Linked DNA regions of Mus musculus: region 2 is linked to region 1. The links are chromatin loops, found by intact Hi-C in ENCODE. Cell type or tissue: gastrocnemius. All regions are shown on one strand. Links, peaks and the distances in the headings refer to the core of each region. The heading gives the core; the rest is flanking DNA. Region 1 holds the start of Npas2 (neuronal PAS domain protein 2). Region 2 overlaps Npas2 (neuronal PAS domain protein 2).

Region 1 (8,807 bases), core at 440-8,439:
AGTGAGAAACAGCAGGGTCTTAGCTAAAGTTTGCGTGGAAAATGTCTCTGTTACATGCTCGTGTTCAATAAATGTTTCCCCGTGTACTTAGGAATTATTAATCACTATCTGACTTAACACAGGATTACTCATAGTTAAGTACCATATTAGCACTCAGAAACCTAACCTTGGATAGTGATTACCGACAATCCAGTTGTTTCCCAAACCTATTTATTGAGCATCTACTGTGAACATGGCCTCATGGTGATGAGAGGAAAAGATTGGGATGTGACAGTCCTCAACTTGTCTTTGCTACAAACAGCATGGGGGCGGGGCGGGGGAGGGATATGCTAATGAAACATCCCTGTGAGCCAATGCGGCTTCAAGTACCATTTTCACTACGTAAATGTGAAGCTCCATTAGACACTTGCTATGATGAAGCCAATTAAACTGTTAGAGTAAAGCAGCCAAGAGGACTGACTCACTAGGCTATTTTCAAACCCTTCACAATTTGACCTCTGCTGGGGGAGACGTTGCAGTGTGTGTGGGATCAACCAGAACAGCCTGTGGAAAGTTCACAGTGGCTCTTGGCATCCAGGACAAAGCACACGTGTTCTTGTTTTAAAAATGCATGAAGATTTAGCCCTTTGGCTTCTGAGGATTTACTATAAGGAAAATTCTGGACACACACACACACACACACACACACACACACATAGATCATATACCCAGAATGTATGAGAGAAACCTACGTATTAATTTAGCCTGAAGACATTGGCACTTGAGAAGTAGCTACTAATATAGGTTATCAAGATCTAAGACAGACGCTCCCAAAAGATGGATTTAAATTGTGATTTGTTTTTACTGATTTCATTGTTTTTTACATTTTTATTACAAAGCAGCCAGAAACATAAAGCAGAGACCAAATTGTTACAAACAACTAGGTAAGTTAAAAAAAAAAAAACACCAATTGTTTTCTATATAAAGGTCATCTCTTCAGCTACCATGTGAACATCTATCATACCAGGAAATTTTCCTCTCAACACACTCATTGCAATTGTCTCACTCCATTCTCCAGGCATGTTTAACCCTTGGGCGTGTGTTGTAACATTTTATTAATAATGTGCTTTCTCTAGAGTATATCCTCTCCTACCCCTCAAGATGTAACTCTAGGGAGTAGTTGGAATAAAAACCTTTTCCACATCTGCACAGCGGGATGACCTCCAAATAAATAGAGGTACGGGTTTCTGAGGGGAAATGGCAAAAGAGTAGACTGCTGGGAAACACCAGTACCTCAACTGGTTCATATCTGTCAGTAACGAAAAATTTGCTTTGTAAAATAGTGGCCCAGATCGCAATATCTCTTTTAAAAACAGGATTATATTTATTTAGGGGCTATTTAAAAAGAGATTGGAGGTTATTTCTGGCAACGTTTTCCTTCAGAGAAATTTTAGCAGCAGGAAGGAAGATCAAGCCAGTATTTGCTCTTGAGTCTGAAGGGTGCCTTCCAGGGCTGGCCGTTTTTCATGCAAGCCATAATTAGTTGGCCAGTTCGCTGGATGGGGACTTCTCTGTGAAGAGAGAGACAGGAAGGTGTTGACAGAGCTGAGTCCTGCCAGGAACTGCTTCAGGACTAACTACCTGGAAAGTCCAAATGGGAAATCCCTCCTATAAAAGAAAACCCTATTAAGGATAATAGAGTTCTAGTGATTGAGACAGACTAGCTGTCTCCGCCGACGCAGTTAATAACGACTCAATATTCACCTGTAAAGAAGCAAGCTAACCGCGAACTAGGGGCGGATCCTAACGCAATGGATAGAGAAAAAAAAACCCTAAGCTGGGGCCTCTAGGACCCTTGCAACACCTGTTGAACGCTACAGCCTACAACTTTACGAACTAAAGACTCCCGGATTTAACCTTAGGAGATTCTAGAGTCGGTGGAAATGCGCGTGTATGCTTAAGGTTTCCATCTTGCCTTGTCAACAAAACTGGTTACTAATTATTTATGAACCACAGAGCCGAAAACAAACTTTCTTACCTTAAGCAGTTAAGGAGAGGCGGGCAGAGGGGGGAGGCTGGCTTTGAATTGAGCCTCTTGGTACCTGTCCCTGCCCCCTGCTTCCCACCCTAAGTGGCTTTTTAGAAAAGTCAAGGTCGCACCCCTCCTCTACTTGGGGAGGGGGCACACCTCCCACTAAAACAATGTTGTAGCATCCAACCCGGGGAGTCCCAGGAGCGCAGAGCTGTCTAAGCACAAAGACTGGGCTTTCAGTCCAGCCCTAAGCCAAGTCAGACCCAGGAACGTAGTGACACAAGGGCCCGGCCAGGCAACCACACTCTCCAGGCGTCCCGGGCTCCCTACGCTTCGGGATGCCTGCGGTGGGGCTCTGGAAGGGCAGCGGGCAATCTTGAAAGCTTCTGTCCGGGCACGCAGTACCCCTCTAGCACCCTCGGAGGACCCCCGAATCCCGATGTTTGGGGTGCCTAGTCCTCTCTCTTGGCGAGCAGCTCCGGGAGCCCACCGTCTGTCTGGCTGCAGCGGTTGGCAGGACCCGAAGCCCAGGGCGGCAGGACCCGGAGTGCGCAGGACTCACCTCCCCGCGCCCCAACCCCCGGGTGCCTGCGCTGCGCAGCCTCGCGCGGTGTCGCGCCCGAGCGTCCCTCCCTGCCCCGCGCGTCCCCAGCGCTAGCGAGCAGGTGACCAGAGCCGCGAGCCACGCGCACGTATTCCCACCCGAGATCGTGCGTCCCCAAGCGCGGTGGCCTCTTACCTCCGAGCGGGCCGGGGCGGCCCCGCCAGGCCGGGCACCGACTGGGCCGGGGAGACGCGCCTCCCGCCGCCGCGGGGAGCCGGGGCGGCAGGCGGGCTCGGGGAGCTTCTCCCGGGCGGCGGCGGGAGGCGCTGCTCTCGCCGCTGCCGCCGGGGTCTCGGGGCTCCGCGGCCGCTGCGCGGGTCCCTCGGGTCCTGCGGAAAAGCCCGCCGCTCGCGCCGCAAACTCTTGGGCGCGTAGAGCTGGGGACCGCCGCCACCTCCCCGCCCCGCTGCCGCCTCCTCCTCCTCCCTCTTCTCTTTCTCCTCCTCCTCCCGCTCCCCTTCCTCCTCCTCCTCCTCCTCTTCCTCTTAAGCCTCCAGGCTCCGGCGGCTACCCGCTCCCCCCACCCCCCTACGGTCCAAACCCAGTGTGAGCCGCGCACTCAGCGCGTGCCGCAGGGACGCGGACCCTGCGACCCCCCGGCGACTCTCGGCGGGGCAGACACCGGTGCGCCCCCAGGGCCTCTGCGAGTCCTGCGGGGCTGCTTGGGGAGGGGGGTGTGGGGGTATCGACGTGGGGGTCCGGCCAGTCTGGTCCGGACTGGGCGCGGTGGAAGGGGGAGACTGTGCTTAGTGCGGAACCTGGAAGAGGGGAGGCGAGCTTGACATTTGAGGAGCTGCCGGCCAGGGTCCTGCTAAAGTTGTCACTAGGGGGGTAGCAAAGAATCCGTGCCCCGGGTAAATGGGAATCATCTCAGTGCCCACTGCCACTGTGCTGTCACGGGGTGGGGGTGTTTGCTAGAATGTGATTGTCTTGTCCCCCTCGCCCACGCCGACCTCTAAGGGCAGGCCTCTGCGCTTCCGTGACTCAGGTTACTGGGGACGTGGGTGGGTGAGGGAACACCAGGTGAGAAGAAGGGTCCTGGGATGTGAGAGTGAACGCTGTTCGTGGAATATAGCAGCGGTTGCTAGGGAGGAACGCTCGGTGCCTCCTCCAGGGCGAGCTTAACTGGTCAGGAAAATGGGTCAAGGATCGGCAAGAACCCGCTAAATGTCCCCTTGTAACCCCAGGGCCACAGGTCGGGGGCTGCGGCCAGGAGGCGCCCTAGGAGCAGCGCCGGGCCTCTCCCTCCCCGCCCCCACTGCCCTCTCTCCTTTTGCACCAGTGCAGGAAATGTTCCACTGACCTACATATTTTTCCAAACATACGTGACCTTTTTTTTTTTTCCTGTGGGAGGAGACAGGCGAGAATCCAAGAAAAAGAGAAGCTGTAGAGAGCGGCGCGCGCAAGAACACAGGGAGCCCTTTTCCCAAGCTTCTGCAAACCCCTAGCCAAGACAGATGTGCAGACGGGGTACGGGGAACCAGGCCTGCTGTTAGACTCGCTGAGGGGGTTCTGAGCGCGAATGGGGTGATGGGGAGATTGCTAGCCCCGCGGAAGAGCTCAGGGGTGGCGTGTTTCACCCAAACCCACAACAACCCTCTACTGGCGTCCAGAGATCACGGCAGGCAGGCAGGCAGGCACCTGGCTAGACCAGCCGGAAGAGGGGAGCCACGTCCCCGCGCCAGGTGCACAAAGGCCACCTGCTTTCTGACACCCTTTGAGTTCAATTCCTGGGGCAGAGCTCTGTCTTGGCAGCTCTCTTTGGGTCATTCTACATCTCACATTCCAGCAAGTGGCCTGGACAAGGAAAACGCCCCCATTGGCTCCTGGCTACCTATCACCCTCCCCCTCCCTCTTTCTCCCCCTTCCTCTCCCCCTCCCTCTCCCTCTCCTCCCTCTTCCTCTTCCTCCCCCTCTCCCTCTTCCTCTCCCTTCCCCTCCCTTTCCCTCTCCTCCCTTTCCCTCTCCCCCTCTCCCCTCCCCGTGTGCGTGTGTGTGTGTGTGTGTGTGTGTGTGTGTGTGTGTGTGTGTGTGTCCAGAAGGGGTCTCCGGAGCTTCTGAGGCTTCAGTTCCAAGAGCTAGCCTTAGTCCTGGCTCATGGTGTTCTGGGGCCTGGATTTCTCCTCTCCAGTGCAAACTGGACCTGCACCAGAGGGGCCTTATTTGGACATGCAACCCTACCCAGTCAATTAGATGAAAACACTCACACAGAGGTCCTCCCCTCCCCAGTAAAGTAGGTCATTCTCTTTATTTCCCATTTGTATTATTTTTGTCTAATTCTCCTTCTGAGAAAATAAGCACGTGCACAGAACTCCGAGCATCCTACAAACCCTGCCGTCCTCAGGCTTGTTTCTGACTCAAAGGCTTTTGAGGAAAGAGAAAGTTGACTGACCCCTTGTTAGTTTGGAGTTCCCCTTTCCAGCTAGAGGAGGGAAGTATTTTATTTTCCTTTACTTTTCTCTCTGTTCTTCTGTCCTTTTCCTTTAAGCAAGCAGCCTTTTACTGTGCCTTTAAACAGTGGCTATGACTAATATCCAATAAAGATGAAATTGTGTTTCTAACCAGATTTAATATAGAATTTAGAACTCTCTCTCTCTCTCTTCCTTCCTTTTCTTTCTTTTTTCTTTCTTGTTTTAAAATTTTCTTTGAAAGAGATTCCAACTCCCTCTGGCAGCTTGAAAACCCATTGGGATCTCTTTTAAGAAACTTGACATGGCCTAATTACACAAGTCTGCAGTGTAACAAGTGCTTGAGCTGTCCTGTTCTTATTGGTTGTGAGGAGCCTTCCTGCTTTCTTCCTGTTTGTTATGGAGACTGTGTGAATGTGGTGGTCATACTTATCCCAAGCCTCACCCCTTCTCGAGTGTTTCTTCTCACCCAGGAGGGACTTTGAGTCAAGTGGAGACTGTAGTCCCCAAACAAACGTGTTCTCCCTCCGATTGCAAAGGAGGGCCTCCTGCTCTCTCCGTGCGTTTGACTGTACACTTCCTTCCAGAGCCCTGTGTGGAACACTGAGAGGGGTTTGTGTACACAGGAGGTTTACAATCTGAGAGACAGAGATAGACATGAGCTACATAGGGTGGATGACAGGAGTTCAAAGGAGGAACTCAGAATGGCCATTGTGGACAAGGTGGCAGAGCACCCACGAGATAGCAAACTCACGATAGTTCATCATGATGGACACATTACTTAAAATGTGTGGCACGGATCAGATGCAGCACTTCAAACCTGCATTGTGGGGGTGGAAATTCTCACGTGGCCCCAGTCATTTATCCTTTAAAGGAGTTTGCTTTTGTTGATCAAGTCTTTCAGTGATTTCCAAGCAACCCTCGATATTTTTTCCAAGAAATCAAAAGGCATGAAATGGAGGATGAAAATTTTCATTAATTACCAATATTTCAAAATATATAAAAAATCATCCAACTAATCCATTGGATCTAATTGCATGTCAAATCTGTAGCATATCTCAGTTAGAAATACTGATATAATTAACTTCTCACATAGGTATTGGGTGGCTGGGTGGTTATTGGTATCTGCTTTTAGAGACATTTGGGAGAGACTGTTTGGACTACTGCAGTACTTATGGTACTACCTAGGGCTTGGGAACCATGCTGGGATGCACTTTCTGTAACCGTAGCACAGTTTTAGGATAGACAATGAGAACAAAGAGTTGCTTCTGGAAGAATAACACATTTTTCTAGCTAGTCACAGGTGGAAAGGCCCTTGTATATGTAATAGCTAGAAGCCTGTCGTGGACAATTACCTCAGAACATCAATTTCTTTCTACCTAAGAGAAAAATCAAGTATCATGCCATGCCTTGTTACATAGAATAGGTAGCATTTTGCTGGTAAAGCGTCTGAGGCAAACCCTGCCAGAAGAGGATCATTTGGGAAGGAGGAGGAAGAAGCCCTAGAACCTAGGAGTAATGGATGCAGAGGCCAGAACTCATGAACAGCCACGAAGGAAGTAATTGGACACACCCACCCCATGCTGAAATGAACAAGGTGAGGGTTAGGCACCCTGTCCTACAACAGTGCCATAGAGGAACAAAAGGCAGGCTGCACTAGAAGTCCCCCCCCACCCCCCGGGGCCTTGGAGTCAGCAGGACACACACACAGAGGCTCACAGCCAAGCCTGGTGTAGTTTAGACTTCACTGGATGTTCCTACCCTGTTAGATCAACTGTAGAACAGAGGGAGCCAGCAGGGGCGGTCAGAACCCAGAGAGGAAGATGGAGCTGGAGGAGTCTGACGGTGGCAGAGCTAACAGACCAGAAGGAATGGTGCACGTGCATGCTGGCCTCCATTCCCACTCGTGCGAACACAGATCTGAAAGAGGCTGGCTGACACTGTAAGAAAGATGGGCCCTGGAGAGCTCTTGCACGCTCAGGACTAAACCAGCAAGAACGACGCTGCAACAGGATCCTTCTGCACACGTTTATTGGGAGAGCTTGATTGCAGAGGCGAAGAGACCCCAAGCCCAGAACTGGTGCTGCTTATATAGGCCTAGGAGAGGCGTGTCTCACACCCGGATTGGTTATGCACTAAGCCTCATTTGCATGTTCCTCATCTGATTGGCTACTCTCTCTCTCTCTTTCTCTCTCTCTCTCTCTCTCTCTCTCTCTCTCTCTCTCTCTGTACCTCACAAAGCCTCATTATCATACCTCATTTGCATGTCTCACATCTGATTGGTTATACTCTCAAAGCCTCATTATCATGCCTGGGCCAGGCAGTGTCTTTGCAAAAAACTTTACTGCATATGTACACATTGGTTGTTTGTCCAAACTTATGTGTGGTGGCCAGCAGTAGTCAGCGCCACTCTGCAATGGCACATGTGGCTTCCCACAGAGAGCGATGCTTCTTTACCCTGGGCTCCTTTGAGGAAGAAGACACTTTGTGTATGTTTTCTCTGATAATAAAGTCTGAGCCTGAGTTTTAAGTTGCAGACGTGTAAGAGCAGTTGTAAATTCACACACGCACACACACACAAATAAGAAAATCAGCATCTCCTCCCCCACTCTGTTGTATCACGATTTCCCACTAGGCCCTCATGTTTAGCTACTTATTATCAGCAAATTTTTATTTTTATTATCTCAAAATTACATGTAAATGTGTGTGTGTGTGTGTGTTTGTGTGAGTAGGTACATGTGACTGCAGTGCTCTCAGGGCCCAGAAGGGGGACATTAAGACCCCTGAAGCTGGACTTACAGGCAGTTGCGAGCCACCTGAAGTGGGTGGGTGCAGGCAATTACAGTAGGATCTTCTGCAAGGGCAGTGGTGGCTCTCAACAGCTGAGCCCCCTCTGCAGGTGGTACCCCATGTTTCTTACACCTGGTGAACCCTCTGGAGGTGCTGTAATCATTTGCCTTCACAGTCATTTGGCACCACTGTTCCCTGTTGATGTGCCTAAATGTATAATCCTTGTATCACAGTATCAAAGGGAATTGTGCCACTGTTCTAAAAACAGGCAAACAAAACAAAACAAAACAAAACAACAAAACAAAACACAAGCCTCAACCCTGTCCACCCATCCCTATGCACTAGGCTTTTTTCATTGCTTCTGTGGATTGGCCTTTCCCAGAATTCCATGTAGCCACTACAATGCAGTGTGCAATGCAAGTGTTTTCAGTCTGGCTCTGCCATCTACTCACTTGCATTTAAGTTAAGACTCATCTGCATTTTTTCAAGGCTCAGTAGCCCCCTTCTTTTTAGCACTAAATGATGTTCTATTGTCTAGATAAGACGGTGTTTTAGATGAAGTCTCAGGAAATAATGTTTGCAGTAATGAAGGGTGACATGTAACTAAGATTACATGTCAGGTACTCACATTACCTCGACTCATCTTTAGGTGGGCCCTATAAAAAAGTAATTTGTGGTTTCCAGGACCCAGATAGGGTCTCTGACTTCAAGATGCTCAGGCCCCTCAGCAGAGGACAGCAACAGAGCAAAGCTGCGCCTTGACTCGGATGACGTGTGTGTGTGTGTGTGTGCGTGTTTAAGCTCCTCCCACCCAACCCAACACACACACCTGTCAGATGGTGTACAGAGATGCTCATCTTTCCTTCTGTGTGAAGACTTGCTAGCTGAGGCAGAGTGACCAAATGCCGCCATGTTACCACAAACATCTCTTCTGCTCTCTCCTTGGTATGTGTTGGCTATTTGATTCTTCAACACATTTGTTTGCTTTAGGCTT
Region 2 (8,807 bases), core at 291-8,290, 89 kb before region 1:
ATCATTTTTTAGCCTAGATTTTAAAGAGTGACACACAACCTCCTCAGCCAAAAAAAGCCCTGCTCTTGTCCTAGTTTGCTGTTATAAATGATTTGCGAGCCGATAACACTCGGCTCGTCATTGCTCCGCTCTTGTCTTCAATGGGTGTAATGACGATGAGCGTGGCCTGGCGAAGGATCCGATAGAGGCTCTTATCATTAGTGACAGGAACACAAGCTTGTTTCCGTTGGCCTCCGCCTGGGATGCACTGTGGTGCACCCTGGAAATCGGTCAATGTCAGCTGGATCTGCAGCTCTGAGGCGAGAGAAAGCCAAGAGCCTGGGATGACCTTGTTTCCAGTAATGAGCACCGCTCATGCTAAGAATCTGGAACAACAGGTCGGATGACACCGGGACACTTGGCCTCTGGAATTTTGAAAGGCATCACATTTGCATGCCATGAAATATATGCATTTAAAGTACGCTGTTTGGTGACTTTTTATAATTGTTGACTGAAACCAACACAAGAGAGACAGCAGCTTCGTCTTAGGGGATTTTTCCAAGCCTCTTGTTTTTGTTTTCTCCCAAGCGCAGCCACTCAGTTTGGCATTTTCTTGAATTTCCCATAAATGGAATTCTAAAAGTCTTGGACCTTCATTTGCAACAGCTTTTGAGACTTCACCACATCGGCGTGCAGATTGACAGTTCTACCTTCAGCTCACAGGTATTCCATTGTATAGCCATATCACCTTTCGGATATCTCCAGTTTGGGTGAATTATGAACTGGGAGTAGGGAGGTGGCTCAGTGAGTAAAGACCTTGCTGCCAAGCCTGGTAAGCCGAGGTTGATTCCCAAGACCCATATGATGGAGTGGAAGAGCTGACTCCCACAAGCTGTCCTCTGGCCTCATGCATGTACATACTCACATAGTATGCTGTAATAATACATGCAATCCGTCTTAGCGTTTTACTGCTGTGAGCAGACACCATGGCCAAGGAAACTCTTATAAGGACAACATTTAATTGGGGCTGGCTTACAGTTTCAGAGGTTCAGTCCATTATCATCAAGGTATGAACATGGTAGCATCCAGGCAGGCATGGTGCAGGAGGAGCTGAGAGTTTTACATCTTCATCTGAAGGATGCTAGTGGAACACTCACTTCCAGGCTGCTAGGACGAGGGTCTTAAAGGTCACACCTACAATGACATACCTACTCCAACAAGGCCACACCTACTCCAACAGGGCCACATCTAATAGTGCTGCTCCCTAGGCCAAGCATATAAAAATCATCACACAATAATAATAATAAAATAATAATCAAAGAACACTGTCTGGGCATAGCAGTGTGCATCTGTAATGCCAGTACTCGGGACACTCAGATGGATAAGTTTCAGGCCAGCCTGGGTTTCATAGCAAAACACCAAAACAAAATAATCCCAGACAGGCAGGCAGGCAGGCAGGCAGGCAGGCAGGCAGACGGGTGGACAAGCAAACACACACACACACAGACACACACACACACACACACACACACACACACACACACACACACACACACACGTCCCCTAGCCCCACACCCCAATGTAGCAGAAACATACAAGACTTTAAGATTCACTCTCTTGGGCCAATGCAGAAGCACAGAGCTGCTGAGTCACTTGGTAGACATGCGTTAACCGAGACACCACAATATTGCCACGTGAAGTTGGCTCCAGCTGTTTCCCATCTCTATCGGGAACAGATGAGATTCCCGCTTGCCCCCATCTTTGCCAATACTTGGGAGTGTCAAGTTTCTACCACTGTTGGATGATTTGATTGTGGCTTGTGTTTGCCTTTTTCTGGTGACACTGAACATCTTTCTGTATGCTTTATGTCATTCATGTGTCTTCTTTAGGAGGGCGTTTATTCAATTCTGCCTTTATAAACAATTGTGTCATCTTACTGGGGGTGGGATGGGTAGAGGGATCCAGAGAAAGAGAGTGTGTGTGTGAGAGAGAGACAGACAGAGAGGAGACAGCAGATAGGAGGACACAGCACAGGTCTCTGTGTTAACACACATCCTTAGGAACCGCAGTCTTTGATTTTTGAATGCAGCTCCCAGGATACCTTTTGTAAAATGTCCATCGGACATCTTGGGGAGTTTGAGTAAGGTTGCCTAGGCCTCATCTGCAGGATACTGACTAGGAGGTTCTATGTAGTTCCTTACATACAGCTGCATGCTGCATAATGTTTCCATGAACAATAGACACACTCAACGTGGGCACGTAAGAGCTTAACAGAGTAGGAAAATCATGGTTGCTTTGATCTTACATCACAGTTCAATGCATTACTCGTGTGAGTATGACAACACTGGTTGTTGACACACCTACTGTGCACTGGTGTTAACACACCTACTGAGCACTCAATCATCTACAAGCACAGCACATATAACCATGTGTAGGAACTAATACTGGTGAAAACCATAATTGGCGATGTCATCGGCTTGTGTACTCACTACATTGTAAATGATCATGGAGGCTCACACCCCCACTACTGAGTGTGCTGACAGACAACAGTGCACATGTTACGTCAGTAGCAACAGCTTCACACTCTGTGGAGTTTCTTGATGACATCATTTTCTCCTGTGCTTGATTCCACCTCATATTTTTTGTTTATTGTAGTCCCAAGGGTAGTAGAATATCACACACACACACACACACACACACACACACACACACATGCACAGATACATGCACAAACACATTCATACACACAGACACACACAGAAATATACTACACACACACATACACACATACACACAGATACACAGACAGGCAGCCCCCCCCCCTCCAACACTAGCCTGGGTGTGCAGTAGGACATGTCATCTGAGTTTGTATGGTATAGTCTATGATGCTTGCAGAGACAGAAATCACCATATAATTCATTTCTGGGAGTCTGTTTCTGTCAGTAAGTGGCACCCGGCCATGTTGCTTTTCTCATCCTTTCAATGGTCCTATGAGGTAGGTACCATTCTTATATGTTTTCCAGGTGAAGAAGCCAAAGCACTGAAAGAGACCATGTGACTTATCACCATTACACAGTGGGACAGCTGCAATGCAGGCTGGCTTAGACATCACTCCTGCCCCTTGCTGTAGCTTCCCCAAGTCACGTGGCATCATCTTCTAAGAAGCCACATACCCAGTATTCTGGGAGCCCAGAGTCAAGTGTGACTAATGCTGATGGCTTAGTTTTCATTCATACCACAGGAATGAAACCCACACTCTACAGAAAACAGCGTCTCACAAGTCTTTTCCCCTTAGAGACAGGACAGCATAGAAAATGGAGAACAGAGTCGGACGCCAGCCCCAGGGCCTCAAGGAGTAGCCTTTCCGTTGCTGCGGTCAATATGATTGGTGTTGGTGTTCAGCTAGCATTTCCCTGATCTCCTTCAAACAGTTAGGATGGTCTTTCCCTGCCCTGAAAGTCAGTGGCCAGTCACACTGTGGCTCCTTAGACATGGAAATGGAGACACAAATAGCAAGGGGTCTGTTTCCAGTCAGAGGCTCAAGGTCCCTTCAGAACTGCTGGGTCCTGCCTTGGCAACGAGCCAGAGGAACCAAGGCAACGAACGCTTCGCTCGTCCTGAGCTCCGGATTGAGAACACTTAATAACAAGAGCCTTGATATGATAGTTTGGAGAGGTGGTGGCACTCTGAGGAGGTGGGGACTAATAAGAGACTATTAGTTTTTCACCCTGGGAAAAGATTAAGACTAAGTAGGTTGTTAGGAAGCAAGTTTGTTTTCTTAATTTACTCTTGTTTCATGTCTTGCTCTCTCATCATCATATCTCTCTGTCTCTCTCTCCCCTCTGCTTTCCCGCCCCTCCCCCTTCTCTTTCATGTGAACTCACTCACTCACCCTACCATAAAGTCCTTACTGGAAGCCAATGTTACCATCATGCCCTCAGACTTCGGGGAGCATAAGCAAAAGGACCCTTTTCTTAAAGACTCTACTGCCAGGCATTTTGTGGTAACAAGGCAAGAGTCCTCTTAAGCTTCTGAGATGAAAGAGAAAAGGGCTCCCCAGACTGTAGCACTTCGAAACAGGAAATATCATCACCCTGTCGCGCAATGAGGAAGAGGCGAAAAGGTAAACAAGGTTTCACATGTGACTCCAAGGCAGATTTATATTTATGGGAGAGTTGAGTATGTCCTGGTTGTTGCCCGTGTTTGGGAATCCAGGCAAATGTACACCTGAGTCTACCCAGCTTGGGCAGTACAGGAATGGCTTTAAATTCAGGTTCAATGCATACTGGGAAGGATTTTTACCATCTTCACCAAGAAGGGAAACACCATGCCCAGCTTCTCCCCATTTCAGATTAGCCATGAAGAAGAAGGTATTGATGAAGTCAGTCCCATTGCCTACCTGGAATGTTCGGACACAGGAACCCGTCAGAGGCGTTAGCCGCCGAGGCAAAGTTCATCTTTAAACATTCAGTCTCATACACTGAGGAAGAAGTCATGAGGCTTCCTGAAAATAGCAGCGATTAGCTTTTGATTCCACAGCCCGAGAATCTAGGGCTTCCAGGGCCACAAGCGGTGTGGCAGCAACACTGGGCTGGCTGACAGGACGAAGAGATTTCTGTTCCAGAGAACACTGCTGATTATTTTTAAATTTAGGCTTATGGATAACACAGAACGGAGCCTCCAATCCAAAAGATATCCAGATGGCCAAGACCTTTACAGAGGGCACTAAGCCAGACTAGCACTCCCGTGCCTATTGCCAGGCCTGAGACAGGTCTTCAGATCTCAGACACACCCACAGTTATAATGTAAAGACCAGGGTGGTCTTTACATTAGACTAGTACTACGTTTGTCTACATTGTTTAAGTACTTGTTAGGTCATCTCAAGACCAAGACAGATGTGAATGGAAGAAAGCAATGTAAATGTTGTCACAGATTGATGAAGAAAAAGCCACTAGGCACCCAGCTAGGCATTAGAAGTTTGTATGAGTGGGAGACCTCACACAGAACTCCAGGGTGATGTTGTGGCTGTTGCCCTGTGCAGAAAAGCTAATATCAAGAGAAGAGTCAAGGGGGCCAAGTGATTAACCCCTAAAAGCCAGAGGAACTGATTTTGTTTCAGGGGTCCATATTGAAGATCAGGACCTAGAAGGCACATTTACTCCAACTGTAGTCACTTCATCAAGATGTACAAGAAAGAGAGCTCACAGCTGGAGAACAGCATAGCACATGGCAGGTTGTTGAGGTCTCTGATGTGCCTTATCTGGCCTCAGAGCGTCACACACAGCATAAGCAGGCTTTTGCTGATGCCAAGGAGAGTTGGTGACCTGCTTCAGGCAATGGGGTAGCACCTGGTGCATTATGGGATGAAGTCATCAGGCTCTGGGATGAGTCTGGCTACTTCTTGGCTAAGTGGAATGAAGCAGCACCCACCTGGTGAGCTGTAATGCAAATACCAGAGGGTTATGGAAACCCTGACCGCCGCTCATTGCGATTGTGTCTGGGGTGGATGACTCTCATCTTCTGGCTGAGTTCTGATGGATAAGTTTGCCCTGGTACCTGGGTTTGCTCCAGGAACCACCATCCCAGGCAGGACCAGGGTGAGGCCTCTGAGCAGAAAGAGAGGACCCCCCCTTGGAGACAGTCCAAAGGACTCCCAAACAGGGAAGGAAACAGAAGCAGCTGTTGGAGAAAATCTGCCAACATCAGGAGGTGCTGAAGGCCATGCGCAGCCACTCCCAAGCTCATACCCTTTTGACATGACCACCAGACCTCCCGCTAAAGAACTCTTGTGTGGATACCTCTGCATTCTGCCACCCCTCTACTGACAGTGACTAAGAATGTTCTGAGGAGAATCCATTCTATCCAAGCTCCCACAACAACCAGCAAAGGCTCCTGGCTGTGCTCCCAAGCCTTCTGCATGGATACCCCAACCCAGAGCCAGTACCTTCAGGCTGATCCAGCCACCCGAGGTACCCCTCTCTCAAACCTAAAAATCCTTCCGTCAAGACGGTATCCTGGCCTACTCCTTTAGTGCAGACCATCACTGTCTTTACTCCTTAACTCCAAGGGCCTTCAGGGGAAGAGGACCAGGCAGGCTTAAAAGAGTTCAGAAACATAAAGGGTACCTGTGGAGGTGGGTGTGACCAGAGAGTGGTATACAGACCTTGCCAGAGCCACGGAGGTGGTGGGAGTATGGGACCATGGAAGGTGAAGTCTAATGACATATCCACAACCACTGGGTGGAGAAAATCAGTGATGGATGATGTTTGGTTGATAAAGCCACCTCTGGAGTTTCAGACGCCTGACAGACAGAGGAAGGGCGAAGGAAGAAGAGTCTATGGTGATCTAGCCCGGTTGGAGCCCCATACCTCCAGCCATCTCCACTGAGCCTGATACCACTGCCTCTGGCATCATGAAGGCCATGCTCCAGCTTCCTTATGGCGACTTACGGTATTCCTGCCTCCGAGTTTCCCCATCGTGGTTTCTTTGAAGAATGCATGAAGTCATATGAGGCAGGGTTCCAGAATCTGCCCCATCTGCCAGAGGTGTGCCACACTGCTGGCCAAGGCCTTAGAGAAGAACCTGCCCACATTCCAGATAAAGCTCAGTGCATGAGAAGAACTACAGACTGGTATACTAGTATTTCTGCAAAAGGGAGGGAGGAATCTGTGGTTTCAACTTGGGCTTGCTCGATGGATGTCTGGACCAGAGAGCTTAGGTAACAGTTTAGCAGCCTGGCCTCATCCCATCCAGACCAAACCTGACTCTGTCCCTTGTACCGCTATTTCCATGTGTATAACTAGTTTTGGGTATCCTCCAAGCCATAAAATGAGATCCAGCCATCTTGGCAGAACGTATGGATGAGTCTGAGACAAGGTGCTGGGTATTAGAGTAGAAACTGGTGAGAAGACCTGGAAAAGGCAGGAGAAATTCGGCATGACGCGAGGAGGATTGCAGAGGCACTCTGCAAAGACCACACCAGTGTCTCTGTTATTTTCTGGTGTCAACCCTAACACCTGCCGTGGGGCTCTCAGTCTGAAACCTGAGAGTTTCAGGGGTTTCTAGATGAAGTAGTCTCTCTCTGTCCAGTCTCCTCTGTCTAGGTAAGTGTCCTAGTCAATGTTCCATTGCCACGAAGAGACACCATGGCCACAGCAACTCTTATAAAAGAAAGCGTTTAACTGGGGCTGGCTTACAGTTTCAGAAGTTTAGTCCATCATCATCATGGCGGGGAATATGGGGACAGGTGTGATCCTAGAGCAATAGCTGAGAGCTACGTCCTGATCCACGTGCTGAAAGAGAGAAACTCTTAAACAACACAGGTAAGTGTTTTGTTTGTTTGTTTGTTTGTTTGTTTTTTAAAAAACCTCAAAGCCCACCTCCAGTGACACACTTCCTCCAACATGGTCACCCTTCTGAATCCTTCTAATCTCATTCAAGAGTTCCACTGCCTTGTGACTAAGCATCCAAATAAATGGGCCTCTGATGACCATTTTTATTTGCACCACCACAGTAAGGTAACACTGCTGTTAGAATTCTTTTAAACTTGCAATCTTAAAGGTAACATCTAAGAAGAGACCTTTTTGTATACTTCGGTACATAGTCAGTATGGGAGGGTTTGATCCCAAACTCTCATCCACCCCCCCCACCTACAATCTGGCAAGCTCTGTTCTGCTCCCTACAACTACACAGATGACCCCCAACATCTGATAACCTGACGTGGCTTTCCCCTTACACTGGTGTGAGGGCGACACACACTCACTAGAAGCTAAACTATGAGCTTTGGATTTCAACCTTTTCCCAGCTAGTGATGGGTGGCAAGATCCTAGGTTATGATACAACTGTGAACCACAGTTCTGTCAGCCACGAGAAGCGACTGATGGAATACAACATCCTACATGGCCAAGCTGAGATGTTCTGTTGGCCTGGCATGCTGCAGGCATTACAACTTCCGGGATTTCCACCTTAGCAGAGTTTACAGAATGTGACCCCACTGTAAGGTGATGAACATCTGTAATCTTAGATAATAAATACTCACATGCAGCATGCCACTGTACAGTACACAGGAGGGAGATTGTGATGGCCCTGGATACCTAGCTCTCTTAGGGTTTTACTGCTGTGAACAGGCACCATGACCAAGACAACTCTTATAAGGACAACATTTAATTAGGGCTGGCTTACAGGTTCAGAGGTTCAGTCCATTATCATCGAAGTATGAACATGGCAGCATCCAGATAGGCATGGTGCAGGAGGAGCTGAGAGTTCCACCTACTTCAACAAGGCCACAGCTCCTAATAGTGCCACTCCCTGGGCCAAGCATATACAAACCTTCGCAATAGCCATCTACATTCTAAATATCTACCCCTATATCCACAGGTAAGTGTAGCTCCCATCAAAGAAGCTTCCTTTTACACCAGACGGAGACCATTCAGAAAATCTCAATGGATCAAAATTCCAGGGAGAACTGACCACGGGGTGCACAACCCAAATTGCTTCGTGGACATCACAACCTACATGCAAGGCTCAGAGCAATGGAGATAAGTGTCAGAGGAGGCCTTAGCCAGGTGGATCGACACTGGTGTTACCTGTCTGGGTAGCAACTTCACTGCCAACCATACCTCCATGGCTGGAGTGCTGGGGTGCCAAGTGGAGGAGGACTGTATCTAGAGCAAGGGCTTCAGGGACTATCTCATGAGTATGCTTCTGTGGCTCAGGTGCCAACTGGGATCTCCCCATTGCTGCTATCAATGACATGAAGACATCTCCAGAGAGAATCAGTGGGCAGATGACTTTCACCCTCTGTTGCTATTCTCTGACATTCATGAGAT

What was found. Peaks named below come from ENCODE experiments on the same cell type or tissue, not always from the same donor. Only the 100,000 strongest peaks of a DNase experiment are listed, where the experiment ranks them.
Region 2: a loop joins it to region 1, with 2.8 times the contacts of the local background. A loop is called at or near these places in 6 of 42 quality-filtered maps.

The regions. Positions count from the first base shown.
Region 1 is chr1:39,187,953-39,196,759 of GRCm38, reverse strand. It overlaps Npas2 (neuronal PAS domain protein 2), which reads right to left and starts at 2,488. Exons shown (of 21, transcript NM_008719.2): 1 at 2,018-2,488. In gastrocnemius, for the core only: CTCF peaks have their summits at 2,882 and 3,818; DNase peaks (open chromatin) are centred at 2,673, 3,225, 3,422 and 3,852; H3K4me3 peaks cover 3,498 bases; H3K27ac peaks cover 4,890 bases.
Region 2 is chr1:39,276,403-39,285,209 of GRCm38, reverse strand. The region is part of intron 2 of Npas2 (neuronal PAS domain protein 2); the gene reads right to left. It also overlaps the pseudogene Gm20428 and the pseudogene Gm17904. Among named protein-coding and RNA genes, the nearest start is that of Npas2, 87 kb to the right of the region's middle. In gastrocnemius, for the core only: no CTCF peak of the experiment used is centred there; DNase peaks (open chromatin) are centred at 3,560 and 4,657; H3K27ac peaks cover 565 bases.